Linked DNA regions of Homo sapiens: region 2 is linked to region 1. A link is an interaction called in ENCODE POLR2A ChIA-PET data of the cell type or tissue named here. Cell type or tissue: MCF 10A. All regions are shown on one strand. Links, peaks and the distances in the headings refer to the core of each region. The heading gives the core; the rest is flanking DNA.

Region 1 (16,218 bases), core at 4,091-12,090:
AAAATACAAAAGATTAGCCGGGGATGGTGGTGGGTGCCTGTAATCCCAGCTACTCGGGAGGCTGAGGCAGGAAAATTGCCTGAACCCGGGAGGCAGAGGTTGCAGTGAGCCGAGATCCAGCCACTGCACTCCAGCCTGGATGACAGAGCAGGATTCTGTCTCACACATACACACACAGACACACACACACAGACACACACATACACAAAAGAAAGAAATCCCTGAGACTTGGTAATTTATAAAGAAAAGACATTTATTTTGGCTCACAATTCTGCAGGCTGTACTGGCATGGCACCAACATTTGCTCAGCTTCTGGTGAGGGCCTCAGGAAGCTTACAGTAAAGGCGGAAGGTGAAGGGGGAGCAGGCATATCACATGGCGAGAAAGAGGGGAGAGGTCTCAGACTCTTTTAAACAACCATATCTATGTGAATTGAGTGAGAACTCACTCATCACCAAGGAGATGGTGCTGAGCCATTCATGAAGGATCCTCTCTCATGATCCAAATACTTCCCACCAGGCTCCACTTCCAACACTGGGAATTACATTTCAACATGAGATTTGGAGGGGACGAGCATCCAAACCATATCAGATGGTGAGACAGGAGAACTTTGTGTGTACCAGCTGCACTGGTCTGAAGATATAACTAAGTCCCTGGACTTTTTCTCCCTTAATTGGAGAATTCCTAATGTTCCATGATCAGCCTGATTGACCAGTGGCTGACTGGTCCTGAGAGGGGAGATAAAAACAGACACACAGCTTTCTCCATAGACAAATCTCAACACTTTATTCATCCTGTGGCAGCAAGAAGGGGACATGGCCCCAAGATAGCCAATCAGGTGAGGTGGCTGGAGTATGTGTTATCTTTCCAGATAGTACATACAGACTGATCATGCAGAAACAGGAAGGGAAGCAATAAGTTAAAAGCCACATAAGTTATGAAAAAATAATATATACTTTATATGTCTTGTATCCCCACTGAGGATTTGCTCCCTTGGAAACCAATGAAGAGCCTGAGGAAAAGCACCAATCAGCACCCTCTTTTGGGACTTTGGGGATGAGAATCTCTGAGTTCCCATGGCCAGAGAGTCAGTAACCCTCCAGTGCTCCCCACAGGCCTGGAGGGCCTTGAGGCCTGGGATGGGCCCAGACCTCTGGCCAACATGTCCTGGCAAATGAGATGAATGAATCTAATGCAGTCTAGAAGAGGAGGTGAGGCAAGGGGCAGGGAGGGGAGAGGAGAGTGAAGGAGGGAAGGAAGCTGTGCAGTGGGAGGCTGGTGCCGCTGGGATGCCTCTGCAAGCCTCAGCATTGAGAGCCAAGAGGAGGAGATAGGAGTATGCCTGCCAACACCCCTGTCTTCTGGTGGGATGTGGAATTTTCCTCTCTGGTAGAACCCTTGTAAGGCTGTCATTTGGGCCCCACAGCTGGACCTCAAGGGCTTGGAAGCTCCCAGACTTGCCTGGACTGTGCCTTCTTCCTGGCCTGCTGGAGGCAGGGGGAGTGGGCATGGAGGGAGGAAGGGGAAGGAGTGAGAAGAAAGGAGGAGCTCTAACCCCATAGGTGTGGGGGGTTCCTGGGCTCCCCCATGAATGCCAAGGAGGGGAGGGCCAGGCTATTTGGCCCAGTGGAGAGGAGAACAGAGGCCCTGAGAAGTGAGATTCTTGGGAAGTGGGCCTGGGGCTTCACGGCAGGGGTGGGACCAGGGGTCTCCAAGGCCTGGTGCACCAAAGCCCGGTGCTCAGGCTGGGAACAACCCGGCTGGGGGCACAGAGCTCAGATCCAGGCTGGGTAGGACCCCAGCATGGCAGGGAGGTGAAAGGAAGATCGAATGCTCCTGCCCAATCTCAAGCTGCCATCTGGCTTCCACTCCCAGGGAGTTGATTATGGCAAGAGCAGCTTCCGGAGAAGCTGCTGGGAGCTGGCTGGGGGCAGCCCATCCAGTTCTGACTACTGCCTACTGGGAGGGACCCATGGGAGGAGGAAGGGATGCGGGTGTTCGGGCTGATCTCTGGGGCCTAGGCTTAGGTCCCAAATAGCCAGGGCCCCTCCTCCCTTCACTCCCTAATACTGTCAGGTCTCTGGGGAGCCCAAAGAGCACGGGAAAGCCAAGAGGGTCTTCAGCAGCCAGCCTTCCCAGGAATTCCAGATACAGGACAGGGCCCACGCCGTCCTCCTCGGCTCCCGCACATAGGTGGATGAGCCAGTCCCAGTCCCAGTTCCGAGGCAGAGACAAGGCAAGGCTTGAGATAGGAGTCAAGGTCAAGGATTGGGCAAGAGTCAGAGGGGCCTTGGCAGAGCCTGATGCTGGAGGAGGAGCCTCAGAGGAGCGAGGAGGTGGAGACAAAACTGACCCCTAATTCCGACTCACCCATCAGGAAAACCTCTGGCCAGAAGGTTGGAAGGATGGGACTGTGAGATACTGATATGGAGCGGAGTGGCTCTGAGGAGCTGGTGATGCTCCTCTCCCACCCTGGCAGCCCACAAAACACAGTCAGTTTTGAACCCCTCTCTCAGTTCAATATCAGGTTTTGCCTCTCTTCTCAACCTAGAGGCTCCAAGCTGCTTTCTTGAGTCTAGCTTAAGTCCCTCCTGCTGCAGTGGAGTGCCCTGGGGTTCCTGGGGTCCAGCCGCCTTACTCTGAGACCTCCGACTCCTGCGAGAAGTACTTCTCTGACATTTCGGTGATTTTGATCACGGGGCCTTTGCTGCCCTTCTTCTTTCGGGAGGGGGCCTTGGAGAGGCCTGATCTGGAGGCAGCTACAGGGAACATAAGGGGTAGGGGAGGGAAGGGGCTGGAGGTTTGGGAGCCACTTAAAATGATGCCTTTAGGATCATGATCCCCTACACCCTCACCCTCACCCCACCATGGGTTCTCGGGGCAAGAGGACTCACCGGTTTTGCACCTGGACTGCACAGCGCTGACCACAGTGGCTGAGGGCGAGTCCATCCTGGGGGTGGGGGACGGGGGGGTGGGAGAGGGATATGATGGGATGCGAAGAGAGCCTGTGGCTTAAACTCCCCTGGGGGCTGGCAAGTGGAGGGTAGTTCTTGGTGGTCACTCCCAGCCCTGGGGTTGCCCTGTTGTGTGGCCCTGGCTAGCCAGCTTGTCCTTCCTGGGCCTCTGTCCCATCTCCATGGCATAAATGGCTAATAGCATTGAGCACTGAGTTTTGACAGGCATTTGCAGGCATAATCACATGAATCATCCCTGCCACAGGTGAACCATGTTTATGATCAGCCCACTTTCCAGATGGGGAAACAGGATGAAATGAACTGGGCCAAGGTCCCAGTTTGTAAGTGACTAAGCCAAGACTTAAACCCAGGCCTGGTAGGCTCACTGTATCATATTGGAAAGGAGAACTGACTTTGTGTAGGCCTGGGCCTCCAGCCCTCCTTCCCCTGCAGCCCTTCCTCACCAGCCCTGGCTCTCACCTGCCCTCCTCGCCCTCCACCAGCTTCCTGTAGGTGGCGATCTCGATGTCCAGGGCCAGCTTGACGTTCATCAGCTCCTGGTACTTGCGCAGCTGCCGCGCCATGTCCTGCTTGGCCTGCTGCAGGGCGGCCTCCAGCTGGGCCAGCTTGGTCTTGGCATCCTGGAAGGCCAGCTCACCCTGCTCCTCAGCTGTCTTGATGTTCTCCTCCAGTTTCAGGCACTGCAGCCAGGAGGACAGAGTGAAAGGGCCTGTGAGCAGGGGAAGGAGGAGCGGGCCAGGGCCAGGAGTCGTCTCTGTCCTTGGTGGGGGTAGGTGTGGGGAGGGAGGGCTGAGCAATGGCATTTCTGGGTGTGGTAACTGGTTGCCATGCAGCAAGAGGGAGTTCAGTTAGACCTGAAGAGGCACCTTCCCAAGGCCAGAGGAAAGCACCGCAAGCCACTAAAGGAGCCTGTCCCGGCTGTCCTTATGGGGCAGCACCTGCCCTGAAGGTTTGTCCTGGCTGGAAGCTGGGACTTAGGCCTCTACTCCCTCCTCTCTGTGTAGTTGGTGGGGGTTCCCAGGAGGGAGGCAGTGGGCTCTGGGTGTGTGTAGTGTGGGGGCTTTCTAACGTTCCAGCAGCCTTGACCAGATTACAGAGTATTTTTGTATGCAGAGCGCCTCATAACTACTTTAGGAGGCTGTGCTATTATCCCATTTGACAGATTAGGAAACTGAGGCACAGAGGCGCTAAGCGACCCACACAGGGTCACTCAGTCATGTCTTGCCTGTATTCAGCACACATGACTGTGTGTCTCCCTGCTCTCCTCCCCGCCCCCAGGCGCGTCCCCCAGATACTCACATGGCTCTTGACAGAGAGGATCTGGGACCGCAGCTTCTGGATGCGCACATTGAGATCCGCGATCTCGCTGCGGCTGCTCTGGAGGCTGCTCCCATACTCGGCCGAGCGGGCGGCCTGCTCCTCCAGCTGGAGGTACATGGAGGTCTCAGTGAGGGGCAGCTCAGTGCCGCTCCCAGCACTTGTTACCCGCCTCTGCTTTTTCTTGCATCCTCCAGTCCCATCTCCAACTCTGCAGCCCACCACGCCACGCCAGGCTCCCTCAGCTCCCCCTTCCACCTCCCTTTCTGGGTGGCCTCTCCTGGCTGCCCTAGCTGAGCCCCATGGGCCATGCCCACATCTGGCCTAGCATTGCTGATAACAGCACCACCTTGAACTCCTGGAGGGCACAGACCAGCTTCTGTGGTCTCCCCCCGCCCGCCCCGTCCCTGTGCTTCTCCATTCCTCTCTCATAGACTTTCAGGACAGAGAGCTGCAGGCAACCTCAGCCATCACCAGTCCAGCCCTTCCTGCCACCCAGAGAACTGTCCAGGCTGCTTCTCGTGCCCTGTGTGGTCAGCCCCACCTGGCTCCGAGAGTATGCCTCGGCCTCCTCCAGGCTGCGAGCCGCGACGGCGTCATACTGGGCCTTCACCTCCTCCACGATGCCGCTCAGGTCGATGTGGCAGCGGCTGTCCATGCCGACGGTCACCGACACATCCTTCACCTGTGCTGCCAGGTCCTTCAGCTCCTGACCGGGCACAGATGTGGGGGCTCAGGGCTGGTGGGGAGGGCACAAGGACCCTCAGCCCCACACAGTCACTTTGTCCCCGGGGTGAGCGGAGAGTGGAGCTGCTCCCTTCCTGTCCCTCTGGAGAGATGATGGAAGGCCGAATGCCTCCCTGCCACGTCTCCCCAGCCAGGACTCTCGGAAGGCAGCTCACTGCCCACTGCTCACCCACCCACAGTCCCCCTATCTGAGTGGAGGGCAGGCTGGGACTGTTGGTTTTAAAGGCTACCTGCAAGCTTCCCCACTGCCTGCACTGTTGCCCTCTCCTGGGAGGGATGGCCTACTCCTGGCTGATGGGAAAGGGCCAGAGAAGTCAGGCTCTGGGGCTGTGAGTTGGGCCCCTCTGTTTACTGTTTCATTATTCCTGTGCTGTGGGGTACAGCTCTGCCTCTCCCACTGGACGAGCAGCTCCTTGTGGGCCTGGCAGAGCTGTGTTCATCTCTGAGCCCCCACGTCTGGGAAAGGAGTGCCTCAGTTCATTTGGTAAATGTTGGGAGGGAAGCCAGGGAGTGACCAGGGTGGAGTGGGCTGGAGGCTGACAAACCTGTACTCCCCTCTCCCGGCCCCACTGAAAGCCAACAGCCTGTGAGGAGCCTGGGCGCAGCCTCCAGCACTCTGACTTCAGGGTCCCCCTGGAGACTCAGCGCCCACTCCCTCTCTAGCCAAGGGACATTGCCTGGACGACCACAATATTTTCACCGTCTCCTATCCCTGGAGACTTCTGGAAATGGTAAAACCCACCATTCCCTGAGGAATTCCCTGCAGGCTGGACTGTGCGCTGAGCGTTTTCCACACATCCTCACCAGGCTGGCACTGCTGCAGCCCCAGAGGAGGAAACTGAGGCATAAAGATGTTGTGGAGACAGCGGTGAGTGGCAGGGTGGGCCCCGGAGCCCCTGTTGCTGCTGCTGTGACGCTCCCTTAGCGGATGGAGACAAGGGGCTGACACCTTCTTCATTGTCTTTCTGGCCCCAGACCAGCTTTCTTTCCTGCTCACAGCCTCGCACCTTTCTAGCCAGAATGCTCAGGGGTGTGTAGGGAGGCAGGTGGGACCAGGGATCTCTAGAGGTTGCAAAGGGCCCTGGGCTGCTTATCCTGGAGATGCTGAAAAGGGTAGGGCCTCCTGTGGGAAGGAGGAGCAAGGCGAGTCGACTGAGAATTGCACCGAGTGAGTTGGTGGCAGGGAGGGGGCCAGGCAGGAGGTGGGTGTTGGGTGCAGACACATCATGCTCCTTCTGGCATTCAGAGTCCACCCTGACCCCTATTTCAATCATCAAATTTCAGTCTGCATTCCCATTTTGCTGACCGCCTCATCATTTTTTAAATGTGTTTGTCTGAATCAGGATCCAAACAAGGCCAGTATACTGCAGTTGGTCCATATGTCTGTAGGTCTCCTGTAATCTCCATTTCTCTCTTTTTTGTTCTTTGCCATTGTTCTTATTGAACACACTGGCTGTCTGCCTTGCAGAGTCCCCACAGCTGGGTTTGATTGTTGTACCCTGTGCCAATGTTCAACGTGCTTCTTCCAGCCTCAATATTTTCTGAAAACTGGCCGGTGCACCCGGATGCCTGCTGGGATCCAGGCTCAGCTTTTTAGTTCCTGACTGTGTTCTGATCCTGGTTCCTGACTCTGGGCGCCCTCCTGATCCTCTGTCTCTCTTTCTGCTTGGAGAGTTTGTGCTGAGGCCTCTGGTTTCTGTCTCAGGCGGAGGCTGGACTTCTGAGCTGTAGACGACAGGGATGAGGGGCCAGCTAGGGCCCTGTGGGCAGCCTGTCCGGGAACTGACTCTGCCCACCAGCACCTCCTGGTGACAAGGATGGTGCGGTAGTGGCGGGCATTCGGAAGCCCCTCTGGGGGACAGCCTGTCTCTGCCCTGGAGCTGGCAGGACCCTGAACTCAGTGGCCAGCTGCCCTTGGGTGTCTCCTGCTGGGGGTTTTGGTTGATCTTCAAATGAAAATAGAATCTCTGGGCAAAAGCAGGCTGATGGCCCAACCCGTGTCAGAATAAGATTGATTGTTACCACAGCCCCACCTCTGCTGCCCCAGTCACTAGCCGACATTTCCCATGTGGCACCAGCACCCTGGCTGGGGCTTGGCTGGGGACAGTTTCAGAGCTGCAGCTTTGAGGCTGTTTTGGTTGACACATTGTGGGCATCGGTGGGTGTGGGGGGCCTCAGAGCCCTCCAGTGTGCTTCTACAGGAGGGCCTAACTTGGCATTCGTTATGGCCCCAGGAAAGGCCGGCGCACTGTGAGGACGCACTATAGCAGGACTTCCCAGTCAGGGTGAAAAGACTGGCCAGACATTTTCTGGAAAGAGGCAGGCTAAGCAGGAGCTTGGTAAACAAAAGCAGGAAATGGAGCGTTCAGAACATCCACAGACGTGTTCAGACATGCAGGCCCCTGCCGGGCTGCAGAGAGTATGACAATTCGGGCTTGTGTGGTGTGGAGGTACCCAATGGGATGGGACCCCTGGAGAGCACGTGAGCCTCCAAATGGTTAAGAATTAAGCCGAAGTACAGTTTAGGGTTTCCCTTAGGAGGCTGCTGTGCGTGTGAGCACCCTCACTGTGTTCCCCACGTCAGGGTAGATTGTGACTGTTATGGGGTAACAGTGTTGGAGAGTAAAATATAGCGCTAATGGCTCTGGACACTGAATGCCATCACTTCTTCTTCTTCTTCTTTTTTTTTTTTTTTTGAGATGGAGTTTCACTCTTGTTGCCCAGGTTGGAGTGTGGTGGCGCAATCTTGGCTCACTGCAACCTCTGCCTCCCGGGTTCAAGCAATTCTCCTGCCTCAGCCTCCCAAGTAGCTGGGATTACAGGCATGCGCCACCTCACCCAGCTAATTTTGTATTTTTAGTAGAGATGGGCTTTTACCATGTTGGTCATGCTGGTCTCGAACTCCTAACCTCAGGTTATCCGCCCGCTTCGGCCTCCCAAAGTGTTGGGATTACAGGCGTGAGCCACTGTGCCCGGCCAATCACTTCTTATTAGTTGAGTAACCCTGGTCAAGTTTTTAAATGTGTCTAAGCCTTGGTTTTCTCATCCGTAAAATGGATCTAATTATAGAGCTGAAAACAGATAATGTTTGTTGAATGCTTACCATGTGTCAGTTACTGTTCTAAGTATTTTAGGATATGTTAAGAAAACAAATCCTCACAACAGCCCAGTGAGGTAGATGCTATTATTGTCCCCATTTTATAGATGGGGAAATTGAGGCATATAGAGATAAAATAGCCTGCTCCAGTTCCCACAGTTACTGAGCCAGGATTCAAATCCAAGCTGTTCAAAATCTGTGCTCTCTTAATCATTATCCCTACTTCATAGAGTTGTCGTGAGAATTAACTGAGATTAAGTCCGGAAAACACTTAGCACAGTGTCTGGAATATATTAGGTGCTCACTAAACAGTAGTTAAGGATTCTCTATTATGGTAATTGGTAACAGTGATAAAGCTGGGACAAAGTGTTCAGGGGCAGAGCAGCCTATTCTCGGGGCAGCCTCCATGCAAAAGTTTAGGCAGCACTGGCTTTTCTCTGCAGGGATGGACCTCCCTCGAGGTGTGCCTGGCTGCAGGGGGTTGTCAGCAGATTCCACAGCTAATTTCCCTGGAGCCAGAGTGTAGGGGTCAGGTAGGTGGCATTCCGACTGGATGCAGCCAGGCCCCAAACACACTTGGGAGCTGGACTGTGTCTCAGAAACTGTGGGGGAACCTTCCAGCCTGTGCCCCCAGGGGAGAGAGGCAGAGGGTTTGCAGTAGATGAGGCCTGAGCAGATCATGGCCATGAGCTCCTACTCAGTTGGCTTGGAAGGGCTTTTCAGAATGTATCTTGGCTGTGTGTGTGTGTGTGTGTGTGTGTGTGTGCATGTGTGTGTATGTACACACACACATGTTTTGGAGAGACGAGAGGGCTGTTTTCTGGGACACAGGGGTAGGCCTATATTTCTGATCTGGTGTCTGCTCCAAAGCTGAAACTAGAGTATCAGGGCCTCCTGGGCCACTCGTGTTCTGCCAGGTTTTTCTTCCACCTGAGGCAGGTGTGGCTGGCACAGTCTTTACTCAGAGCTGCTCTGTCCAATGAGGTAGATGTCGAAATAATTATATTTTTGATATATTGGGCTAAATAAAATATATTATTAAAATTATTTTTTCTGTTATTTTAAAATGTGGTGACTAGAAAACTTAAAATTACATATGCAGTTCACATTGTATTTCTATCAGACGGCACTGACTTAAGACACCCTCTGGTGTGGGGAATAGTTTTGGCAAAGAGTCAGCATTGCCCTCTTAGCCTGCAGCAGTGTATGGAGAGAAAGGCAAACCTCCAATTTCAACCCCATCTTGCTGCTTTCAAAAGTAATAATAACTGCTGTGGTTCCCTGGCCCCTACTGCCTCCATCGCAAGCCCTTCTCCACAGCAGGCTCAGGATAGCACAACCACACCTGAAACCCGCTGTTTGCCACCCCGCCCCAGTGCCCACCGAAGGCTGCCTGTCACACTCAGAATGAGGTCCAAGTCGTGAGACAACCCTGTGAGGCACTCTCTGACCCAAAGCTCCCACCCTGCCCCGTGTGCTCTGACCAGAGACTTCTTTCTTTTTCTTTAATCGCCAGGCTCCCCTCCTGCCTTAGGGGCTTTGCATAGCAATTCTGTGCCATCTCCAGTCTCCACTGGGCTGGATCTCTGCCACTCTTAGGGAGGGTACCGCCTGTGAGAGGCCCCGCTCATGGGCTCTGAGGCTCTTCCCTCCTTCCGGCTCCAGCGCAGCACCCGGTTTCTTTGCATCCCAGAATCTGTCACCCTGCGAAGCGATCTTGTCCAGATATTTGCTGACTTGCTTATGACTTGTCTCAGCTAAGTCATGCCCTCCTTGAGAGAAGGGACCTTGCCCAGGCTGTGGTATCAGTGCCTGGCACTTAGTAGGCATGCAATAAACATTTGTTAAATGAATGAGTGGGCTGAGTCCTCCTCACAGCCCTATGAGGCTGGTCCTGTTACTCTCTCCATGCTACAGATAAGGACACTAAGGCACAGAGAGGAGAAAAAACTTGCCTAAAGTTACAGAAATAGTAAAAAAAAAAAACAAGGCCAAGTTGGGATTGGGGCCCAAGGACTGCAAAATCCAAAGGGAACCCACAGGCCTGGCTACTGGGGCAGGGGCCAAGAAGTCTTGTGGGGTGCTCAGGAATATCACTGGTTATGCCCAGCCTTCTTCCAGTTATGTCTCTACAGCTGCAGGGCCTGCATCATGGCTTAGAGCTTGAGCTCTGAGCTTGCTGAGACATCAGTGAGCAGGTAGAGAAACACTGGGCTCGGTTTTCAGAATCTGCACTCCATCTAGGCTCGGCAGAATCTGCACTCACCCATGGACTCAGCCTCTCAGAGGCAGTATGAGTGGGTGGAGGCCTAAGGGTGGCAGAGATCCAGCCCAGTGGAGACAGGAGATGGCCCTGCTGATGCCAGCCTGGGCTGCACCAGCCCACAGTGAGTTTGGGCAGAGAAGCCCCTAGCCCAGTTCCCACCCAGCCAGTGGGCATGGTGCCCTGGTCAGCCCCATAGCACTTGGCCTGGCTGTGGGGGGATTTGTTAGGGCCAGGAAGCTTTTCAGGGCTGTGGGGAGAGCGGACTGCCTAGGAGGGCTGCCTTCCTGCTGCTCCCAAGGGTTTGCTGTTCTCTCTGCTATGCTACCTCTCGTGGCCACAAACAAGACTCAGTTCCACGGAGGCCCCAGCTGGCAGCTGGGACTGCTGGAAAGGACTGTGACCCATGACAGGGCCATGAGGCCCGGTCTTCCTTTCCACAGGATGCAGCCATGAAGCTGTGGTCAGCAGATCATAGGGCCATTTTAGCAGAATCTGTAAGTTGTGGTGGTGACTTTGATCTCAGCCTTGACCTTGGCTGCACTGCCATAGCTTGGCACCAGCAGTGTGCAGCACTTAGGCGGGCAAGCCCTGTTATCTCCAACAGTGGTGCTGCCTGCTCCTAGCTGAACTGCAGACCTCTGTGGAAGGGACTTTAGCTCAGGAGTGTCACCCCTGAACCTCCTCACCCTTGAAACAAGTGGTGTGGAGAGGAGGACACATATCCTGAAGGGTGCCTAGGAGTCAGCAGCTGGCATGGAGGAGTGGTGTCCAGAAGCCAGCGGCAGTGCCCATCTAATGGCTGTGTTGATGCATGCCATGCTGTTATGGGCCCTTGTACACTGGGCCCCACTGAGGACTTAGGAAACAAATGCGAATGTTTCCTCTGTCTTCGCCAAAAATGGGGAAAACGGAAAGGCAGGCCTATCAGAACTAGCACTGTGGGTGCTGTGGTTTAGGCTGCAGGAATTAGGGAGAGATCAGTTCAATCAGCATGCTCGTTCCAGACCCCTGGGTTCCATGCCACTGAGGCCAGCCTCCTGACCCTTGTCCGAGGCACCTGGTCCCCAGCATGCCCTCAGTACTCTAGCACACAAAGGTATAGTTCTTCCAGAAAGAGTGGCCTTTGGGGAACCAGCCCATGTTCCATGAGATGAATGTCCAGGGGTCATGCAGGGTTATTGACACCATCACAGGAAGGGGTTTAGGAAATTATTATTCTGGGGCTGGAAATTGTAAGTGACTGTTGGAGGTTCCATGCCCCACTGGATGGCTGTGCTTCCCCTGTGTCCTTTACCCATGGACCAGCCAGCTCTGGGCTTGGCAAGACACTGGCCCCATCTCACTCACCTGCTCATAGATGGTTTTCATCAACTCCACGAAGCTCTCCAGGCTTTTTAACTTGGTTTCCAGTTCAGTCCGATGAAGACACTCTGCATCCAGGTCCTGGGGTTGGCAGCAGTGGTGAGTGGTGGGAGAGGGAATGGAGGGTCCCAGGGCAGGAGTGGGCTGGGGGGCTGCCTCCTGGGTGAGAGTGGGGGTGATTCCAGAGGAGATCTGGCTCAGAGCCTCGAAAAAGGAGCTGGATGGGGATGGGGGTATCTCCCTGTCTGTCTGTTGGTCCTGGGACTTAAGCCTCTGAGGGCTTTGATTGGGCATAAAGGAGAGTAGGATATCTGGAGGGAAAGAGGGCCCAGGGCCCATGAGGAAGGAGCCCCTGGGGCAGGCTGGGCAGGCTACCTTCTTCAGCTGAACAAAGGTGAACTCCATGTCTGTGCGCTTGGAGATCTCATCCTCATACCTGGGAGGGAGAGAGGGGTTGCTCAGCTGGATATGGTGGGGGCTTGGGCCTGGTGAACTCCCCTTGGTTGGGGCTCAGGGCCTGTGCTATCCCACTTGGGGTCTCTTTGCCAATTAAAGAAAAGCAGCCCATCCTTCTCCCTCTTGCATCTTCTATGACACATCCTCTCTCTCTCCCCCCGACCTCCTGGCATTGGCTCCCCGTTCCTCACTCCCTCCTGATGACACAGTCCTCTCCCAGTGGCTTCTGCCCTTTCCTGGCTCTGCTCCACACCCACTCCCCTCCAGGAGGCCTCCCTGATTGTGCAGCCCCTCACCCTGGCACTTTATCCCCTCATCTTTACCTGACCTCCTTCCCTGGCAATCTCAGGTTCACTCAAGTCCGCTGGGAGCATCTTGCTCACACCTCACCTCTCCCACCTCCATGCCTTCCCTGCAGCCCCAGCCACCACCCCTCTGCTTTGCGAGCCAGTAGGACACCATCCCATTGTATTCCCTCCAAAGGGAGGCTGGAAAGAGTGTGAACTTTGCTGTCAGAGGGACCCCCAGTGTGTTTTTGGGCAAGTTGCATCACCCCTCCTCTCTTGGCTTCCTGCCTCTAAGGGGTAGGCATGTGCCCACGTGTACAGGGGGCTGACAAACCCACCCCTGACGCAGTTGACAGCCAGCTACAGGCCGCATAGGCCATACTCAACAAAGCTCAATAACGCTCTTCTCAGTTTGGACTTCTTACTCGCTCCCACCTTGGGTTTGGAACAAGGACACCGTTGGGTGGGGAGGACAGGACCCCCAGATCCCTGGCCCGACCCTCTTCCTCAAGTCAAGACATTTGTTTGTCTTAGCCCCAGGGTGGGTGTCTGCTGGCTCCAGACTTCTCGCTGGCCCCAGCTGCTGTGGGGATTCAGCAGCTTCTGTTTTTTTCCCTCCTATTCGGGGAATGCCTGAATCACTGGCGGCTCTAATTACAGCCGCCTGCCTACCTCAGGCCCTAGCCTCCCAGCAGGGCTGCGTCACTCATCACCCATTGAGCTGGCTATATCTGGCGCCCCTCATGCCTTCTTCTTTCCCACCAGCCCACCTGAGGAGCTGAGGGGCGTGGACCCAATGGCAGGGCACGTGGGTTTCTGGTCTCAGTGTACCAGGGGCCCACACCCTCCCTGGCCACTGCCTTGGCTGCCAAGAGTCTGTTAGGGGCTTTGATGGTACAGGTCCTGGGGGTGGGGCAGAGGAGCAGGCCGGGGAGAACGTTCTGCTGTCTAGGCATCCCCAGAGAGAACTAAATTGGACTTGAGTGGGGAATAACAGGTGCTGAGTGCTTCACCTGCACTCTCTCTGGTGGTCCTCAGAGCACCCAGCTAGGGAAGTCCCATTGGTCTCATTTTACAGATGAGGAAATGGAGGCTCAAGGAAGGACTGGGGGCTCCTGGAGTGTGCTGATGAAGCAAGGGGACCAGAGCCAGGCTACTTGGGCTGAAATCCTGGCTTCCTTGCTAACCAGCTGTGTCCTGGGGTGAGTTCCTGTGTGCCTCAGCCACGATTATAGTGATGCTGTGACGATTAAATGGGGGCAATTCACAGAGTGCTTGCAGCGGGGGACAGCACCTGCTGGGGCTCAGCCCCTCTGCTTCGGCCTCAGGAAGCCTCTTGGCACAGCACAGGTGCCTCTCTGCCACTCACCCTGCCTAGGGGAACATAAGTAGGGTGAGTTGAGGGAGACAGCTGGCCTGGCAGCTGCCCTGGGAAACCCCCTCTGGCAGAGAAGGACACCAGGAGTCAGGGGACTGGAGGGAGCATCCTCACGGTATCCTGGCTAGGCCAGGTCTGCCTTGACCCTGGACCTCTAGGTGTGCTTTGTGGGTGGGGTGGGAATAAGCCCTGAGCCCCAGGGGAGAGGACCGAGGGGAACGCTGGGCTGCGGCTGGACACTGGGTTCCAGTCTGCAGCCAGTCCCCTTAAGACCAATACTGTTTCATCTCCAGCCTTTGTGCCAGTTAGAAAAAAGCCCCCTTCCTCACGGGCTGTTTGACCTGGTACCCTGCATGGCCTGATGCTTGTTTGGATTTCAGTCCCTATCCACCGCCTGAATCATGCACACTTGTGCAGCGCACAGTTTGCACAGCTGTATGTGGCATCCCTGAGTCACTTGCTGTGTGGCCTTGGGCAAGTTGCTTCCCCTTGCTGGGCCTCTGCTTTGTTCTTAGTAAATAGAGGGCTAGACTGCTGATCCTTGGGGTTTCTGCTACCTCAAAGCCTTCGGAAGTCTCCATCCCCATAGAGGCTTAGGTCCCCTATTCCACTCCCAATCCTCTGCCAGTCTGTCAGCCACCAGCTCCCAAACCCATTCTCAGGCATTTTTTAGCTTGTCACACCTGCACCACCATCCCCACCCCCGCAACTTGTTTATTTCTGGGAGTGAGGCTGATCTCATCGGCTCCGTAGAGACAGGGCACAGCCCTTCCCTACTGGGGCTTGGCCTGGCGTCTCCTGGCTCCTGGGGGCCCTAGGCTCTGCACAGTCAGGCTGTAGCTCCCCTGGCTCTGGCCTGAAGACCGAGAAGCCCTCCAGCCAGGCTGTTTGCCCAGTCTCTCCTTCCCAACTCGGGTGGGTTCCCTACCCAGAGAGAGGAAGAGAGGCTCAGCCTAAGCAGTAGAGTCAGGTAGCAGGCGGATAGAAACCAGGCGGCAGGCCAAATGAGGGGGCTGAGCCAGATTAAAACAACAGGTAGTGTGTGTATAGAACTTCCAGTTACAAAGTGCTTCCATGGACGTGATCTGGCGGAGCTCGTGGGAGCAGCCTTACCCAGTGGCTGGCTGGGGTTAGGGATGGGACTTAGCATGCAAGGCTGTGTAACTGAGGACAAGCCCTGCCCTTTCAGGGCCTGTTTCCTTCCCTGTAAAAGGAGGATCCAGGGCTCCCTCTGGCTCTGGCATTCTCTGAGCCTTTGAGGGCCAAAGATCTACTGGGGATCAGGAAAGTGGGTCACAGATTCTGGTGAGCTGCCCCGACTGCCCGGTCATGGTCAGGTACTAGGAAGCTGGGTCTCTCCGGAGGGGCGGTCAGATGCCCTGTGTGTGTTTCCCTAGGCCTGGGAGGGCAGGGCTGGGGAGAGGCGATGGGTAAACTCAGCTACAGCCCAGGTCTCTGGACTCCTGGACAGGACAGGTGCTCTCCACTCTCCAGCCTGCCTGGACGGCTGCTCTGGAGGTTGTGGGTCTCACCTCAGATTGGCAGGGTTTGGGGCTGGGCCGCAGCACTGCAGGAGGGGAGACCAAGGGTTCAGCCTGCCCTGTCCTCCCCTCACGCTGGCTGGAGGTCTCCTTGCAAGGAGACCAGACCCAAGGAGGTCGGTGCAGGGCACAGCCACTCTCCTCTGCCCCAGGCTCCTTGTTCCTGAAGCCCTGCCCACTACCTGACCACAGAGGGTCACCTCTCCTCTAAGCAGCCCGAGTGACCAGCCTTCCCTTTTAGACTGGCCAATTCAGTTCAGCAAACCTGTGTCAAAGACCTGCTGTGTGCTGAGAACTTCAGCCTTTTAGGGATAGAAAAGCTGCCATTTATAACTGCCAGTCACCATGCCACACTCTCAACTTCCTCCTCAGGTTAGATACCTACTTTAGATTGGCATCAACCATAATCATTCCCGTTTCACACAGGAAGAAACTGAGGTTCAGATATTAAGCCACTTACTGGAGGTCACAAAGCTAGTGATGGGTGATGATGAAGATTAAACCTCATTCTGGGCTAATGCCCAAGCCTGGGCCCATAAATGCTGGGATATACTGCCCAGCAACTGTTTGTCTGTCTGTCTGTCTGCCCCACTAAGTTGTAAAGGCACCTTGCATACTGGGGCTGTTTTCCTTATCTGTCTCTTTCCAAGTCTACCTTGATGTCTGGCATGCATTGCTTCTTTATTCAAATCAAACCCATTCTTTCCATCCCCTTCCTGCTTCCTGGTGGCTTTCCTCTCCTTTCCAACCCAGTCGAGATCAAAATCTAAAGCCACATCTAAAACAGAAACC
Region 2 (16,218 bases), core at 3,843-11,842, 67 kb after region 1:
AGCCATGCGAGGGCCGCAGAGGCTGAGGGTGGGTCTGGTCATGGCAGGAGCCAGAAGGAGGCTCAGGAAGGCTGGGACTGGGGCTTTTGAGGACAGGTCTTTTTGCACTCTTTTCTCATTGAATAGAAACAAAAGCCTGAAGCTCAGGCTGGGCCCCACCCTGGCACACCTGAGGGGCACTGGGGCAGTGAGTGAGTTCTGTCCCCTGCCTGTGGCTGTGTGACTAAGCAGGAGTCACACATTGGCTCTGACTGGAGGAGAGCAAACAAGGTCTCTGTGGAGTGCCCCCCCCCAACACTCCCACTTCCCTAGGGCAAAAGTCAACAGGATTAGTCCCATAGCAGGTGGAACCAGACAGGTGCAGAGTAGGGAAGGTGTGGGGCCATCATTCAGCCCCTGTTGTCAGGACTAACGTGTGTGCATGCGTGTGTGCATACCTGGTGCCCACCCCCATACTCCCCCCACCCCAAACCCTCAGAGCACCTTCCTGTGGAGCCAGTCTGAGATCCAGGCTGGGACTGAAAGAGGAACTGGAAGGGAGTCCAGGGAAGGAGTACAGGGAGGGTCCCTGTGTGCAGCTGCTCAGGGAGTTCCGATCTGTGCACCCTCTTGACCTGGCTGTGCACTGCCAAGGCAGGGGTGGACGGAAAGCCTTGCAGATATTTTCCAGCTTCTACAGAACTTGAGGGAGTGCAACTTTGAGGGTATGGGCACCTCCAACCCTGAGTCTGGGCTCCTGAAGGGGCTTGGCCTACCTGGATGTCCTGCCTTCCACCCCAGGTTGTCCCTACTGCTTCCAGCAGCTCTTGGAACTCTTGTTTCCAACACCTTTTTTTGAGTCTCAACATAAACATTAGATTAAGCCATTGTGGTCTCTTCCTCTGTGCCTTGTTTGCCCAGGTCCTCCTAAGGGCCAGGAGTGGCTCCTTGGGAGGAAGAGTGATGGGAGCTATGGGAGGAAGGATGGGGGCTGGATCATCAGGCGGGACCTGGTTCTTTCAGGACTTTGTGTATCCCTCATCCTGATTCTACAGGGTTCCTCCCCTTCAGACTCCTTCTTTGCCCCTGAGGGGTGGGATTAGGTAGTGATTAGGGCATGGCTGGAGTCAGCTGCCAAGGTTCAAGTCTGGGCTGTGCCACTTAGCAGCTTAGTGACCTGGGCAGATTACGCTGCCTCTCTGTGTCTCTGTTCCCTTCTCTGATAACCACAGTACCATCGTTATAGGTTTGCTGTGAGGATGAAATGAGCTCATGCATAAGAAGCACATAATGGTGCACACCCCATAGAACACAGTCTCATGCATATGGCTGTTATTATTTGCTTTTTTTCTCCCAGGACATGCAGCTTTTGTGCTGTCATTCACATGTTTCCTATGTGCCCCACCAACAACCCCCCATGCCAAGACTCAAAGCCCTAGGAATGGCCGCGTGGAAGTCAGGGAAATTTGGTTTTGTAGCTGACACCTGTTTTTTCAGGTGTGTCTTTAAAGAGTAGGGGAAGGGAGGCAGGGCAGATTTCACAGCTGCATATGGCGGAGGGGGGACGGGAGCATGGAGGCAAAGCTGCATCAACACCAGGCCCTCCTCTACTGTAGGTACGAAGATGAAATTAACCACCGCACAGCTGCTGAGAATGAGTTTGTGGTGCTGAAGAAGGTGAGTGGGAAAGACAGGCTCGAGGAGGGTTGTCTGAAAACATGGGACAAAGGACCACAGGATCCTCTCACCTGAGCAGCCCATGGGGACCTCTGGCCAAGGCCTGCCTGAGCTGTCCAAGAGGAAGTCTGCACAGCCTGTCCTGTGGGTGCGTGTATGTGTGTGTGTGTGTGTGTGTGTGTGTGTGTGTGTGGTGACTGATTAGACTCATTTCTAGGCCTCTAGGGGTTAGAACTAAGAGCAAAGGATGGAGATTATAGAGGGAGATTTCAACACTGAATAAGGAGTGCTCTATTCAAGCCAGAACATTTTCATCACAAAGGTGTTGCTTGGCTGGCCTGAAATGTTTGCTGAATGAATGCAATGAGCTGCCTCGAGCCAGCATGAGCTCTCTGTTCCTGCAGATGTGCAAGCTTGGAACGCCTTAGAAGTATCTTAGGGGTCTTGTCTACATGCCCTTTAAGATTCTCTTCAATACACTGAGCAGTTGGTGTTCCAGGCCAAACCACAGAATTGCAACTTGCCCCTGGGAGCTGGGCCCTTGGAGATTCAGGAATGAGTAAAAGTGAGGCCTGTCCGTAGGAGTTTAAGCTTGAGAAAGTGCAGCTGGAAGAGGCTCAGACACCATCTTCACCTGGGGTGTTATCTGAGGCCCACCTGCATCATAGTTACCATGCTGCAAATTAAAAACATAGCTTGGAGATTTTCCATCTCTGGGAGCGGGGCTGGGAATCTGAATGACTTTGTGTTCTGCTACTGACTGACGAAAAGTTGAGCTCCCAGAGTTGAAGTGATTTGTTCCAGGTCACACGGTTAGTAGGTGGAGCTAGTGGTGTTGAAACCATCTAGGTCTTTAGGAACTGGTCAAGTGCTAGGTTGGGGCTTCAGTTGCTCTGGGATACCAGTGCTGATGCCCACCATGCAGTCTGGAGGGTCAGCAGGGCAAGCTTCATGCTGTGACCATGTACAGCAGCTGTAGAAACTGTTTCTGGGTAGGGCAGTAGTATTTGGCCTGTGGGTTGGACAGGGCAGGCCTGCTTCCACCCCTACTAAATGTTCCCTGTACTGAGGACATGGTCTCCCTCTGCCCCATCTTGCCCCAACCCCCAGGATGTGGATGCTGCCTACATGAGCAAGGTGGAGCTGGAGGCCAAGGTGGATGCCCTGAATGATGAGATCAACTTCCTCAGGACCCTCAATGAGACGGTGAGGACCATGGAGCTGGGTGACATGTCTTATCCTACCCATTCTAACCAGGGAGCCATCTGGTCCAGCCCCCCGCCTCTGTGTCAGTCCAGATATGTGTCAGTGTGAGAAACAAACTCATCCGTCCAAACCCAAAGAATGGACTCAGAGACCTGGAGAACAGCGAAAGTGAGATTTTAATGACAGTCTTGCAAGATGGGTGTCTGATGGGCAGGCATGCCCAGCACAGCCACAACAAGCAATTTATCCTCTAGTGCACAGGTCCCTCCCTCCGTTCCTCACAGGCTGAGTACTATGGGGTCACGATCTTCCTGGACGTTGTCTATTGGTTGTTGGGTTGGGGCTTTAGGTGTTTTTTTTTAGGTTGTCTTGCTGCATTTTATTGCAGCCTACAATGCATTGCAATCCTAGTCAGCTCAAGGGCTCTTTAAGTATTTGACTTATGACCTAAGTAGCTGGGCAGGCTGATAAGAACAGAAAAAGTGAGCCATTTTGCAGGCTAGAAAACCTTCATTTTAGACTAAACTTCTTTGGTTCAGGTGAGGGCAAGAGAAGCTGGGGGCTGACAAGCAGGCACTGGCTATTCAAGCAAAGGGCTAGTATATCCTATTTCTTCTGTAGTTTGCTGACCTAAGCCAATTTAAAGCACTTTGTCTTGGAAATGGACCATTATATACATTATTTCCTTCATCAGGGGTTGCGAGGATTTATCCTGCCCTTTATCCCTTCTGGACTCAGGAATTCAGGACAGGCTAAGGATTCGGGAGGAGGTGGGGGTGAGTCAATCAGGATTGACCTTGGAGAGACATGGGATGATCGCAGCATTTCTAAGGAAGGGGGATTGGGTGGGACTGGAAGGAACCAGGAGGAGGTCAGGGGACTCCAGGTTGTGACAGGGTTCAAAGGTGGGCTAGGTAGGGCCAGCAGGGGAGCCCAAGTCAGGAGAGACTGGATTGCCTGAGCATTTACTCCCAGAGGGGCTGGGTGGGTAGCTGCCTGCCAACTCACCACTCTAATGTCCTCCCTTCCCTTCTTATTCTCTCCCTCTCACCCTTGTCCTCCGGGGTTTCCAGCTCTTTTTCTTCAAGGGGATTTAAAAATCTCTCCACTCTCATCAGTGTGAGTCTCTGGCCTTAGGCAGAAGGTAGGGTGGCCAGTCACCTGGCAGAGGCTAGGCTGGGCATAATTAGCTTGTGAGGTTAATTACAAACCAGTTCTTCAGCCTAGTCTTTGCCTGAACGTCCAGTCTCCACCAGCCCCTCAGAGCAAATGTCCACAGATTCATTAATTTCAGGGGAAGTTTCTTTGAGGCTTGCTTCAGGCACTTCTAATCTCAGGTCTTCCTGGGTCTATCACATGGTTTATTTATGTGTAAACACACATGTGTACACACACACACACACACACACACATATATATAAAGTTTTCTTTTCATGGTGAAAGTTTAGTTTATTTATGTGTAAACACACCTGTGTGTATATATATAAAGTTGTTTTCATGGTGAAAGTAATACATACTCATTGCAAAACAACCAAAAAATTAAGTAAATCGTAAATTGAAAATGGATTACTTGGCCAGGCGTGGTGGCTCATGCCTGTAATCCCAGTAGTTTGGGAGGCCGAGGTGAGTGGATCACCTGATGTCAGGAGTTGGAGACCAGCCTGGCCAACATGGTGAAACCCCGTGTCTACTAAAAATACAAAAATTAGCCAGGCATGGTGGCGGGTGCCTGTAATCCCAGCTACACGGGAGGCTGAGACAGGAGAACTGGTTGAACCTGGAAGGTGGAGGTTGCAGTGAGCCAAGATTGTGCCACTGTACTCCAGCTTGGGTGACAGAGCAAAACTCTGTCTCAAAAAAAAAGAAAAAAAAAAGAAAATGGATTACTTATACCCAATGCTACCATCTTTGTGTCTACCTTTCCAGACTTTTCTGTGCTTACATATACATAAAGATATAGAAATATACATTTTCAATAAAAATAGCATCATGCTTTATTTTAATTTTTATTATTATACTTTAAGTTCTAGGGTACATGTGCACAACGTGCAGGTTTGATACATAGGCATACATGTGCCATGTTGGTGTGCTGCACCCATCAACTTGTCATTTACATTAGGTATTTCTCCTAATGCTATCACTCCCCCCTCCCCCCACGCCCCCGACAGGCCCCGGTGTGTGATGTTCCCCGCCCTGTGCCCAAGTGATGTCATTGTTCAATTCCCACCTATGAGTGAGAACGCATCATGCTTTTTTTAATGCAACAGTATACCATGGGCATATTCCCCACAGGTAGTTGGAGCCATATCATCGGTGTACAGACTGCAGAGTATTCTGTAGCATGGTGGAATATGATAATTTCATCCATTCCCCATGGCCTCCCTCACAATAGAGCTCGTGCACCTACAGAACCTCACAGTGAGAAGTCACCACAGCGCACCACACTGTCCCTTTCCTTATCCCCTTTAACCCTGCCAGATTCTCGTTTGAGACACTGCTAATGGGCCCTCAGGGAGCCAAGGGTGGGCAGAATGAAGTAACTTAATGTGTGCTGGGTCTGGGCCCCCTTGCTGCCTGGTGACTCAGCCCACTCCCAGCTGTTCTCTCTTTTCTTTCCTTTGTGAGTGGGGAATCCCAGGGTGGGCGTGGGCATAGGATCCTGCCCTAAGTCCTGATGTCCCGTCTGGTCCCTACAGGAGTTGACAGAGCTGCAGTCCCAGATCTCCGACACATCTGTGGTGCTGTCCATGGACAACAGTCGCTCCCTGGACCTGGACGGCATCATCGCTGAGGTCAAGGCGCAGTATGAGGAGATGGCCAAATGCAGCCGGGCTGAGGCTGAAGCCTGGTACCAGACCAAGGTGTGAGGCCACCAGGGGCGTATTTCCTCCTGCCAGGGTCCTTGGTGGCAGCTTCCCTTACTCCTCAACTTGTCTCAAGCCTTCAGGGCCTGGGTCCCACTGTTCTGGCAGGCACCAGTGGTTTAAGTCTGTGGTGCTCAGCCCTGGAGAAAATCCCAAGATGGGAGGACAGGGCAGAGGAAATAGATATGGATTAATCATTATAATAGCTAAAATATGGCAAGTACTTACACAGTACTAGGCTCATGTAATTATTGACTCATGTAATCCACAGAACAGCCCTATTAGATAGGCATCATTATTACCCCCATTTTGTTTTATTTAATTTAATTTATTTTATTTCTATTTTTTGAGATGGAGTCTTGCTCTGTCACCCAGGCTGAAGTGCAGTGGTGCGATCTTGGCTCACTGCAACCTTTGCCTCCCTGGTTCATGTGATCCTCGTGCCTCAGCCTCCTGAGTAGCTGGGACTACAGGTGTGCACCACCATGCCTGGCTAATTTTTTTTGTATTTTGAGTAGAGACGAGGTTTCACCATGCTGGCCAGGCTGGTCTCAAACTCCTGACCTCAGGTGATCCACCTGCCTCGGCCTCCCAAAGTGCTGGGATTATAGGCGTGAGACACCGCACCCAGCCTATTACCCCCATTTAAAGATGAGGAAATTGAGGCACAGAGAGGTTAAGTAATTTGCCTAACTGCATACAGCTAGTAGATGGAAGAGCAGGGACTAAATCCTGAATGTGAGGGCCCTAGACCTGGGAGGCTTAATCATCACATCTACTTCATGGTGGCAGGACAGTTGATGGTGCAGGGGCTGAGGGAGCAGGAGTGGGTGCTGGGGTGAACCAGTGTTCCTGAAGAAGGGATCCCGAGGCAAGGATTGAGAGGTCTGCCCCTGCAGAGATAGAGAGTCATTCATGGTGCCTGGGTGAGAACACAAGTATGCCAACAAGAAGACCTGGGTTCAGGCCCTCGTTCCATCACTGATTGGCTGTGTGATCCCTGGGTGGTGCTTTCTCTTCTCCAAGACTCACTCTCCTCACCTGTGAAATGGGTGTTCTGGGTGTTGAATGGGTGCGAATCTCAAACTCTCAGTGATTCTCCAGCAGAAGGGCATGGTGGGAGTGGAAGAGCCCTGGGGTCCATGGGGATGGGACTGCGGAGCCTTGTCTGTCCTCCCTGCCTGGCTTGGAGGAGAATGAATCCCTTCCTCACACTGCTGTCTGGTCTCCTGGCATCGGGCAAAGGTTGATGGGAGTCAGACTGTCCTTCCCTGAAAATATAAGTTGGGAGGGGCCTTGGGTGGGGAGAGGGATGAGTTACCTGTACTCACTGCCCATCTCTCTGCCATAACTCTCTGTATGGCCCCTCCAGTTTGAGACCCTCCAGGCCCAGGCTGGGAAGCATGGGGACGACCTCCGGAATACCCGGAATGAGATTTCAGAGATGAACCGGGCCATCCAGAGGCTGCAGGCTGAGATCGACAACATCAAGAACCAGGTGGGACAAGTCCTCCTGGCTTCCCCTGCTACTTGGGGCATGCAGGGGTGGCCAGCTGAGGCCAAACTCAGGATGTGGAGCAGGAGGTTCCCATCTCCCGGCCAAAGCTGGTGCCACTGTCTCAGACCCCCTTGTGAGATCTCCAGCACAGAATGTTCTTGGCCAGGTCCTGGCATGGGCTGATGGGAGAAAGGTCCTGGATGTGCACAGAGCCTGTGGAGGGAGACTCAGGCTGGCTGGCCAGAAGAAAGCCACCACTGGTTCCACATTGATACTGAGCACTCTGCTTGCACCTGGTTCTGGCTGCAGGGCGCTGTCCCTGGGAGCTCATCATTCATTGCAGGGACAGAGGACAGCAGAAGACCTTATAATGACTCACATGGCCCTTTCCCACCCACTCCAACCTCACTTTCCACGATTCCCCTCACTCTGCTCTGGCCATGCTAACCTGCTTCCTGCATCTTGCATTTGCCAAGAATGGTCATGCTTCAGGGCCTTTGCACTTGGCGTTGCCTCCCCCTGGAATGTGGTTCTCCCAGCTCTGTCCATGGTTGTTGTTTTCTCCTCCCTGGGGTTTAGGAAAAGACCCCTTCTCAGAGACGGCACTCTCAAACACCAGCCCCTCTATCGGCAGCCTGTCTGAAGTTCTTTGAAGCCCCTGTCACTCTCTGAAATGTTCTGTCTTATTCATTAAGTGATTGATGGTCCCTACCTCCACTGGAATATAACAGATGCCTGGAGAGCAGGGACCCTGTCTGTCTGGTTCACTGCTCCTCTCTTCCAGCACCTGGCACATGGCAGGGGCACGGGTCTCAGATGAGAGACTGCCTGGGAGGATGAGCTTTGCTGGAAGCTGGGGTTGGAGGTGTTGATGGGGGAAGGGCCCCCAGCCCTGGCTGAGTAGTGTGTGGCCAGGGCAGCTCAGCCTGTGCAGGTGTCTGCAGTGGAGAGAGGGGGAGGGCACACATGTGGAAGCTTCGGAAAGCTGATTTCCAGATGAGCTGTGGGTGGTGGGGGGATGTGAGGGTGATTTACCCACAAATGTCCTCCCCTTGGAGCCCTGTGGGCCTGTTTACAGGAGGGCGGAGGCTGCCTTGGGGCACAGAGGCAGGGCCGTGAGTCACCCCATGAAGTGGGCCAGCTTCCAGGCCAGGAGGGGAAGCACAGAATAACAAATGGTGGTTTCCCAAACCCTGCAGCCTCTACTACATCCGGTTCTCCTCTCACACAACAGGGCGGATCCAGGCCTATAGCCAGGTGTCTACCACCACTGAGGGGCGTCATGGGGAGCTACAAGGGGTCTCCAGAGGCAGCGGGGATGGCGTTGGCTCTGGGGGCACCAGTGTGACAGGGCAGGGCACCGAGCTGTGGCCGAGGGGCAGAGTGTCAGAGGGCCTCCTGGGGAATGCTGTCTCTGGCAGAGAGGCAGACTGCCTCCACTGAGGGAAGAGGATCTGAGGATAGAGAATGGCCGGTAAGAAGGGAGAGAAGTCCTTGCCCAGGGGACAGGGATGGTGGTTTTCTGAGCTAAACAAGATGAGGCCTGGGACTATTCAGGCTCCTGGCAGTGGGGGCTGAGCCTAAAGCAGAGGGCACTCTAAGGCCAGGGAGAAAGTGGCAGCTGCTCCAGGCAGGCACAGGTCTGGAACCAGAGCATCCCTGACCAAACCCGGGGACTGTGAGTCATGCATCTCATGGCATCTGGGGGCATCTAGGAGGGTCTCTCTGCTCCAGGCCCTCCTATTCTGCGCCTGCTCTCAACTGGTTCCTATTTTATAGGTGGTTTCTGGTCTTTGTCAGCTGCCTGACATCTGGAGACTCAATTAAGATCCCATGGTCTTCGAGCTCCTGCAGCTGGGGGCTGGGGCTGGGGGACTGGGGGTTTGAAAATCATAATAGCATTCATTAAAAATGATCACAATAGCATTTATTAAGCACTTGCTGTGTGCTAGACATTGTGCCACGGACATCTTGTATATTATCTCATTTCATCCTCAAAATCTCCTGATGTTCTCTTAGAAAAGAGGGGACTTTGGCTTAGCAGGGTTGATTCATCCATGGTCACACAGCTAGTAAGTGGCAGAGCCAGAACTGGAACATAGGCGTTGGATATCCAAACCTATGTGTTTAACCCTTAGGATTCTCTGGTACTTGGGGGAGTAGGTGGTGCCAATGAAGCCACCTTAAGCAAGTTGCCCGGGTGCTCACTGCAGGATGGGCAGGCAGGAAGGCAGACTGGTGAGCCCCAGCTTACAGCTGCACTGCTGCCCACAGCGTGCCAAGTTGGAGGCCGCCATTGCCGAGGCTGAGGAGCGTGGGGAGCTGGCGCTCAAGGATGCTCGTGCCAAGCAGGAGGAGCTGGAAGCCGCCCTGCAGCGGGGCAAGCAGGATATGGCACGGCAGCTGCGTGAGTACCAGGAACTCATGAGCGTGAAGCTGGCCCTGGACATCGAGATCGCCACCTACCGCAAGCTGCTGGAGGGCGAGGAGAGCCGGTGAGGACAAGGAACCTGGAAAGGGGATGCTTCTAGGGCTCCGTGGGGTTTGGGGCTTGACATTCATCCATTTACAAGCATTTCCTGTATGCCCCTCCTCTGCAGGGCACTGGGTGTGGGGATGCAGGGAACACAGAGCTGATGCTTGCCTCTTTGCCTTCAATGAGATGACCTTCTAGAAGGAAAGACCATGGAGTGTGAAGCTCAGTGGGCAGGTTGAAATGATAACAGTCCCTTTGTGTGTGCGGCTTCTTAGGGTTATCATATTTGATCCTCAGCACACATTCAGGTAGTCAGGTCAGAGACGATTGATTCCTTAGTCTCCAGAGGGGAAAGCTGTGGTTGAGTTTCATTAATTGAGGGAATAGGGCCAGAGTGCAGTCAGGGTGTGCTGATTCCTGCTCCAAGGATCTTCCAGGACGCCAGGCTGCTTCTCACTACAGAACTAAGTGCTACATCATGTGGGGCTAACTGACTGTGGTGGAGGGGGATCGTTTTGTTTGTCCCCAGAGATATTTGCAGACTCACTTGCAGTCAGAGAGGAGGCTGGAATGGGGGAGTCTGATAGCACATTCTTCATGAACCGCATGCCACCTCTGTCTATGCAGCTGGGCCTTCATGGGCATATTGTTGGGTTCGAACTCAACCTCTTCATTCTTGGCTTGTTATAAGACACCATGGCAACAGAGAATACGTAGGACATGTTTCTGCCCTCAGGGAGGTTGCAGAGGGTGGAGGAGACAAAACATCCACAGAGGAAACCCCCAGAGACCAGTAACTTACATTTGTAAAATGCTGAGTGTATACAAGAACTTATTCTTTTCTGAGTATTATTCCTAAGGGGCCAGAGAGAGACATGACGGAGGATGAATGGAGCAGCAGGGAAGGGAATGGGGAGTGAAGGGGTGCTAGGGCCGAGGGCCTGGGTGCTGGGAGGAGAAGAGGAGACACAGGGCCGCAGGGTATGAGTAGGAGGCGGAGAGGAGGAGGAAGGGGCTTTGCCCCTGCTGCTGACCCGCCTTCTCCCTGGGTTAGCACCCAGTCTTCTTTGTGGGAAGAAGAATTAACACCAAAAGTCTCTGGGAACACAGAAGCTGATCTGGGCACAGGGAGCTCCAGCCAAGATGCCTCTCTCTGCTTTCGCCTCTCCCACAGGCACAGGGCCCCCAAATTCTCTACAACCCATACCCTGGGCCTTCTGTTGTCATAGAAGTCAGAGTTGGGGGACTCTTAGAGTGGTACCTGATCTGGCTTCCTCCCATGGGAAGAAAAGGGGACTGAAGCTCAGAAATGGTCAGTAGTGTGCCCAAGGTCACACAGCACGCAGAGACATCCTCTTCTGAAAGCTTAATCTCAGTCTGAGCTGCTGTAACCAGGCTTAGATCCGGGTACTCTGAGAGGATATGGTTCCCCCAACCCTGGGGGGATATGGAGGTAGATACCTTGCTTTTATCTCTTAACTTATCAGAGTTGTGGTCCAGAAACTCATTCAAACTGGGAGGCCTACTTTAAGAATACAAAGTTACCAAAAAAACCCCACTTACTTAGAATGAGAAAAGTCACACAGATCACTAGAGCCTTGGACATTCAGGCCTCTTCCGTCTGAGTTCCTTAGGCATCGTACCAGAAATTCTTCGAGTTGCTGCCTGACTGCAACCTGGCTCCCTCTCCCCACCCACAAGTGCCAGCAACTCCCAGCACCAGCAGGGGCCATTTAAGCAAGCCCCCTGGAAGCTTTCAGCAAACCTCTCTCTTTCCCTCAGCCTTTGCTCTGCCTGCTTCCTGGGCTTGGGGCCGCAGAGGCCAGCGAGGCTCCCTTCATTCCCTCCACCAAAGCGAGGTCTTCCCTGCCCCCACAGAGCAAACTGATCCCCAAGGCCAAGGCCTTGGTGACAATGGGACTGTGAGTCACAAAACAAACATAGCCAGCTGTCCCGAATGGATTTTTAATTTCTACTGCAAGACCTGTTTCAGCCCCACTGGCTGCTTAAAGCCACCCCCACTCCCTGCTCCTTCCTTAGTCCTGGCTGGAGCCCCATTCAATCAGTCAACGATTCACGAATTATTTTGACATATATTAAGCAATGACTTCTCCAGGCCTCATACTGGGGATAAAAGTATCAATAGGCCACAGACACCTTTAGGATTTTATGATACGGTGAGGAAAGGCAGCCATCTACATAAATAACACATACAGCTACCATTCACCGAATCCCAGGTGCTCAGGGCTTTAGACAGATTATGTCATTTAACCCTCACAGGCCCATGAATTTGGTCCTGTAGTTGGGCCCAAGGCATAGGTGGGAAATGGAGGCCCTGAGACATTGCCTGGGGTCAGGTGGCCAGTGGATAGAAGGGCCAAGGTGAACACTCCCTTCCTGCATGCCTCCTCGCTCCTTTTACAAGGCTGAAGGCAGGCTGGAAGTGTGGGGCAAGAAGGAAAAATCAATGATCCTGCTTGGGGCCTGGAAGGAGAGAGGGCTGAGAGCGCTTCCCTCCCACGCTAGGAAAGAGCCGTCCTCACTGTCTGTCCTCTGCCCCCAGGTTGGCTGGAGATGGAGTGGGAGCCGTGAATATCTGTAAGTCCTTGGCTGCGGCCCATGGGAAGCATCCCTTGTGCTGTTTAGATGGGGCTGGGTCTAGAGAATGGCAGACTGGCCCAGGGCCCTGCTGGAGGGGCCAGGAGACTCCTTCCTTTCTACAGGGATTGACAGGTCCCCTGGAGCACATACTGCCAGGCTCAATGGCCTGGGAAGCACTACAAGAGGGCAGGGTGGGGCCAGGAGCACCTGGGGAGCAGCCCTACCCCTGTCAGATGCTCCTTCTGGGTTGGCCCATGGAGGGGGGCAGGGGTGAGGGAGAGGGGCAGCTGGGGCAGGAGGGTGGGGTGCAGTGAAGGGATGGGGTCCCTGGTAGGGAGCCTCACGCTGAAGAGAGCCCTCCTCTTTTCTCTCCCAGCTGTGATGAATTCCACTGGTGGCAGTAGCAGTGGCGGTGGCATTGGGCTGACCCTCGGGGGAACCATGGGCAGCAATGCCCTGAGCTTCTCCAGCAGTGCGGGTCCTGGGCTCCTGAAGGCTTATTCCATCCGGACCGCATCCGCCAGTCGCAGGAGTGCCCGCGACTGAGCCGCCTCCCACCACTCCACTCCTCCAGCCACCACCCACAATCACAAGAAGATTCCCACCCCTGCCTCCCATGCCTGGTCCCAAGACAGTGAGACAGTCTGGAAAGTGATGTCAGAATAGCTTCCAATAAAGCAGCCTCATTCTGAGGCCTGAGTGATCCACGTGCCTGGTATCCTGGCTTCATGAGGCTGGGCAGGGGAAAAGACGGGACTAGAGAAGGCAGGGTCTCCCTGGTGACTAGGAAGCCTTTTGTGCAGGAGACTGAGAAGGCACATGGTGGGATGGGGTGCTGCTCTAAGGAGCAGGACGCTTACCTAGGGTGAGCCTTGGCCTCCAGGTCTGGGGCTGATCCCAAAGATTCTCCTGAGGAAGCCCAGAAGAGCCACGGGGAAATGCAGGCTCTGCCAGCAATTGGGCCTTGGAGGGCTGCCCTGCTAAGGGGGTGGAAAGGCTGTTTGCCTCCCTCCCCCCATGCCCAGAGCTGCCAGAGCACATTCCTTTTGTGAGGAGGCCACAGACGTTCAGCTGCCCCAGCTTCCAGTTTCGGGTGGCCCAGCCAACTTTCATGCCAGCCGTCCTCAGCCCTTCCTGGTGCTGGGTCTGCCAGGCTCATGGTCAGCCAGGCCTGGGGCCCTGGAGAGGTCCTCTGCATCTTGAATTCTGTGGAGGTAGTGGTTGTGGGGGGGAGGTGTGTGTGTGCATGGGAGGAGGGTCCTAGAGTCTAGATCCCCGGTAACAGGTCTGTGCCTAGGACCTTAGTGGAGGGATGGGTTTGTATCTGGATCCATGGGAGTGGGGAAGGACATCTGTGTTAAGTCAGTGCTTGATGGGGGCTTCTATGTCAGAGTCCCCGACACACAGGTCTGTGTGTCTGTGAGTGTGGCAGGTGTTCTGTGGCAGGGCCTATGCATGGGGAAATGTGTCCCTGATGGGCAGCAGCACATATGATGGGTACTGTGGAGCCACAGGGAGGTCTCTGTGTCTGGGACCCCAGGGGTGATGGTGGTGGTGTGGATGGGGGAGCTATGTGGGATGTGTTGGCTTCTGGGAGGAAGTCTGTATATTTGACCCTATGGTCAGGGAACTTTCAAATGCTGAGGTGGGGGCTGGGGTGGAGAGTGGAAAAAGTGGACCAGCAGCCACAGTGATGGGGTTCCCACCCAAGGTGTCAGGAGATCCAGGCCCTCTCCCTCCCGACTAAGAAGACCAAGTGGGCAAGAGGAAGGAGAGACTCTCAGGGCACAATGCATATGATCAGGAGCTTTACTGGAAATGCTGAGACAAGCACAGGGGAGAGGGAGGGAGCCAGGCAGCCAGGCAGGAGAGGTGGCCTGTCCTGCACGTGTATTAGAAGACATTGGATTAGAAGGCACAGCAAGTCCACACCAAGGGGCTCCAGGCCCATCTGTCCCTCAGAAGCCACAGGCATCCAGGCCTCCGGACCGGGGTCTTTACCTAGGGCTGCGAGGACAGTCCTTTAGATTCGGGGGTTGGGAGAGCTGCGGGCTAGGAGCCCTGTGCTCTCGGAAGCAGTGAAGGGACTAGCGGGCGGGGATGCGAGACAGGAAGGCGCGGCGTGGGGGCCGATGGGGAGGCTGGGCCCCGAAGCCCTCCTTCCCCACGTCTGGGGACCGTGGGAGCTCCGGGCTGCCTCTGGAGGCAGAGGCTGCTGCTGGTGAGGCGGCGTCGGTACAAAGTGGGGCGCTCAGGCGAAGCGCACGGAGCGGCCGCTGCCGCTGCTCTGGCCGCAGGGCGCACACAGGCCGGTGCTCACCGCCACGTTCCCGCTGCAGGGGGCACTGCAGACGCTGCCCGTCACCGGCCGGGAGCCCGACACGCACAGGTCCCCGCATAAGACCCCGCCGCGAGAGCTGCTGACACCTGCCAGAGGGGGAGGACAGGGCCCAGTCTCCTGGCGGCCAGAGGCCCCTTCTGCTCAGAGCTTCTCCCCTCTGTTTCTATGCGCGCCCCTCAAACCCTCACATGGGCACTCCTTCCTGCAGTCTTAGCCTCAGGCGTCCTTGATACACTGTTAGCCCAGGTCCTCTCTATAGGCAGACATAGCCATGCTTCGCCTCACAACAGAGACATGTTCTGAGAAATACAGCATTAAATGATTTTGTCATTGTGCGAACATCATGGAGTGCACATACGCAAACCTACATGTTGTAGCCTACTACACACCTGGGCTCTGTGGCGAGGGTGGCCAACCTTTTTTATTTTTTATTTTTATTTTTGAGACGGAGTCTCTCTCTATCGCCCAGACTGGAGTGCAGTGGCGCGATCTCGGCTCACTGCAACCTCTGCCTCCTGGGTTTAAGTGATTCTCCTGCCTCAGCCTCCCTAGTAGCTGGGATTACAGGTGTCCATCACCTTGCCCGGCTAATTTTTTTATTTTTAGTAGAGACGGGGTTTCACCATGTTGGCCAGGCTGATCTCAAACTCCTGACCTCAAGTGATCCACCTGCCTTGGCCTCCCAAAGTGCTGGGATTACAGGTGTAAGCCACCACACCCAGGCCCCAAGGGTGTCCAATCTTTTGGCTTCCCTGGGCCACACTGGAAGAAGAAGAATTGTCTTGGGCCACACATAAAATACACTAATACTAACGGTAGCTGATGAGCTTTAAAAAATCACACACACGAAAATCTCGTAAGTTTTAAGAATGTTTACAAATTTGTGCTGGGCCACATTCAAAGCCGTCCTGGGCTGTATGCAGCCTTCTGGTCAGGGGTTTGACAAGTTTACCCTATAGCATAGCCTGTTGCTTCTAAGCTACAAATCTGTACAGCATGTGACTGTACTGAAGACTAAAGGCAACTGTAACACCATGGTAGGTATTTGTGTATCTGAACATAGCTAAACCTAGGAAAGTAGAGTAAAAATATGGTATAATCTAATGGGACTACTGTCCTATATTCCATCCATCCTTGACCTAAAAGTCCTTATGTGGTACATGACTGTAGCTAATTAAGTTACTATAAGCACTCACTGCCCCACTCCATCTTTCCTTTTAGAGTCTGCAAACTACGGCCACATGCAGGCTTCCTGTTTGTCAATCAAGTTTTCTTGGAACCCAGTCATACCGCTTCCTTCAAGTATTGCCTTTGGCTGTGGCTGCTTTACATGACAACGGAGTGGAGCAGTTGAGGCAGAGACTACATGGCCCACGAGCCTAAAGTTTTTACTATCTGAAGCTCTAAGAAAAAGTTTGCCTGCCCAGAACCCCAAGCTGTTATTTCAGGACCCACAAAATGGATTACTTACAGACATTTACAGCACCAACGCCCTCACACAACCTTATAGGGAAAGCAAAGAGACAGAAATTAGTTGTGGGGAGCAAAGCTGGTGAAATCTGTTTAACCTGCAAAT

The links. Peaks named below come from ENCODE experiments on the same cell type or tissue, not always from the same donor. Only the 100,000 strongest peaks of a DNase experiment are listed, where the experiment ranks them.
Region 2: POLR2A ChIA-PET joins it to region 1 with 18 read pairs; 9 of 35 experiments call an interaction of 5 or more read pairs at or near these places.

What each region holds. Positions count from the first base shown.
Region 1 is chr12:52,168,764-52,184,981 of GRCh38, forward strand. It overlaps KRT80 (keratin 80), which reads right to left. Exons shown (of 9, transcript NM_182507.3): 3 at 12,140-12,200; 4 at 11,750-11,845; 5 at 4,837-5,001; 6 at 4,275-4,400; 7 at 3,435-3,655; 8 at 2,895-2,950; 9 at 233-2,759. The coding sequence ends at 2,635. Among named protein-coding and RNA genes, the nearest start is that of KRT80, 15 kb to the right of the region's middle. RefSeq lists an enhancer at 14,805-15,630. In MCF 10A, for the core only: a CTCF peak has its summit at 7,449; a DNase peak (open chromatin) is centred at 7,428.
Region 2 is chr12:52,235,914-52,252,131 of GRCh38, forward strand. KRT7 (keratin 7) reads left to right here. Exons shown (of 9, transcript NM_005556.4): 3 at 1,596-1,656; 4 at 2,767-2,862; 5 at 5,559-5,723; 6 at 7,099-7,224; 7 at 9,499-9,719; 8 at 12,264-12,298; 9 at 12,678-13,008. The coding sequence ends at 12,847. It overlaps KRT7-AS (KRT7 antisense RNA 1), which reads right to left and starts at 11,535. Exons shown (of 2, transcript NR_146274.1): 1 at 11,264-11,535; 2 at 9,130-10,555. It also overlaps the pseudogene KRT87P. RefSeq lists enhancers at 6,928-7,903, 8,297-8,726, 8,777-8,926, 13,887-14,493, 16,023-16,218. In MCF 10A, for the core only: no CTCF peak of the experiment used is centred there; DNase peaks (open chromatin) are centred at 7,688 and 8,318.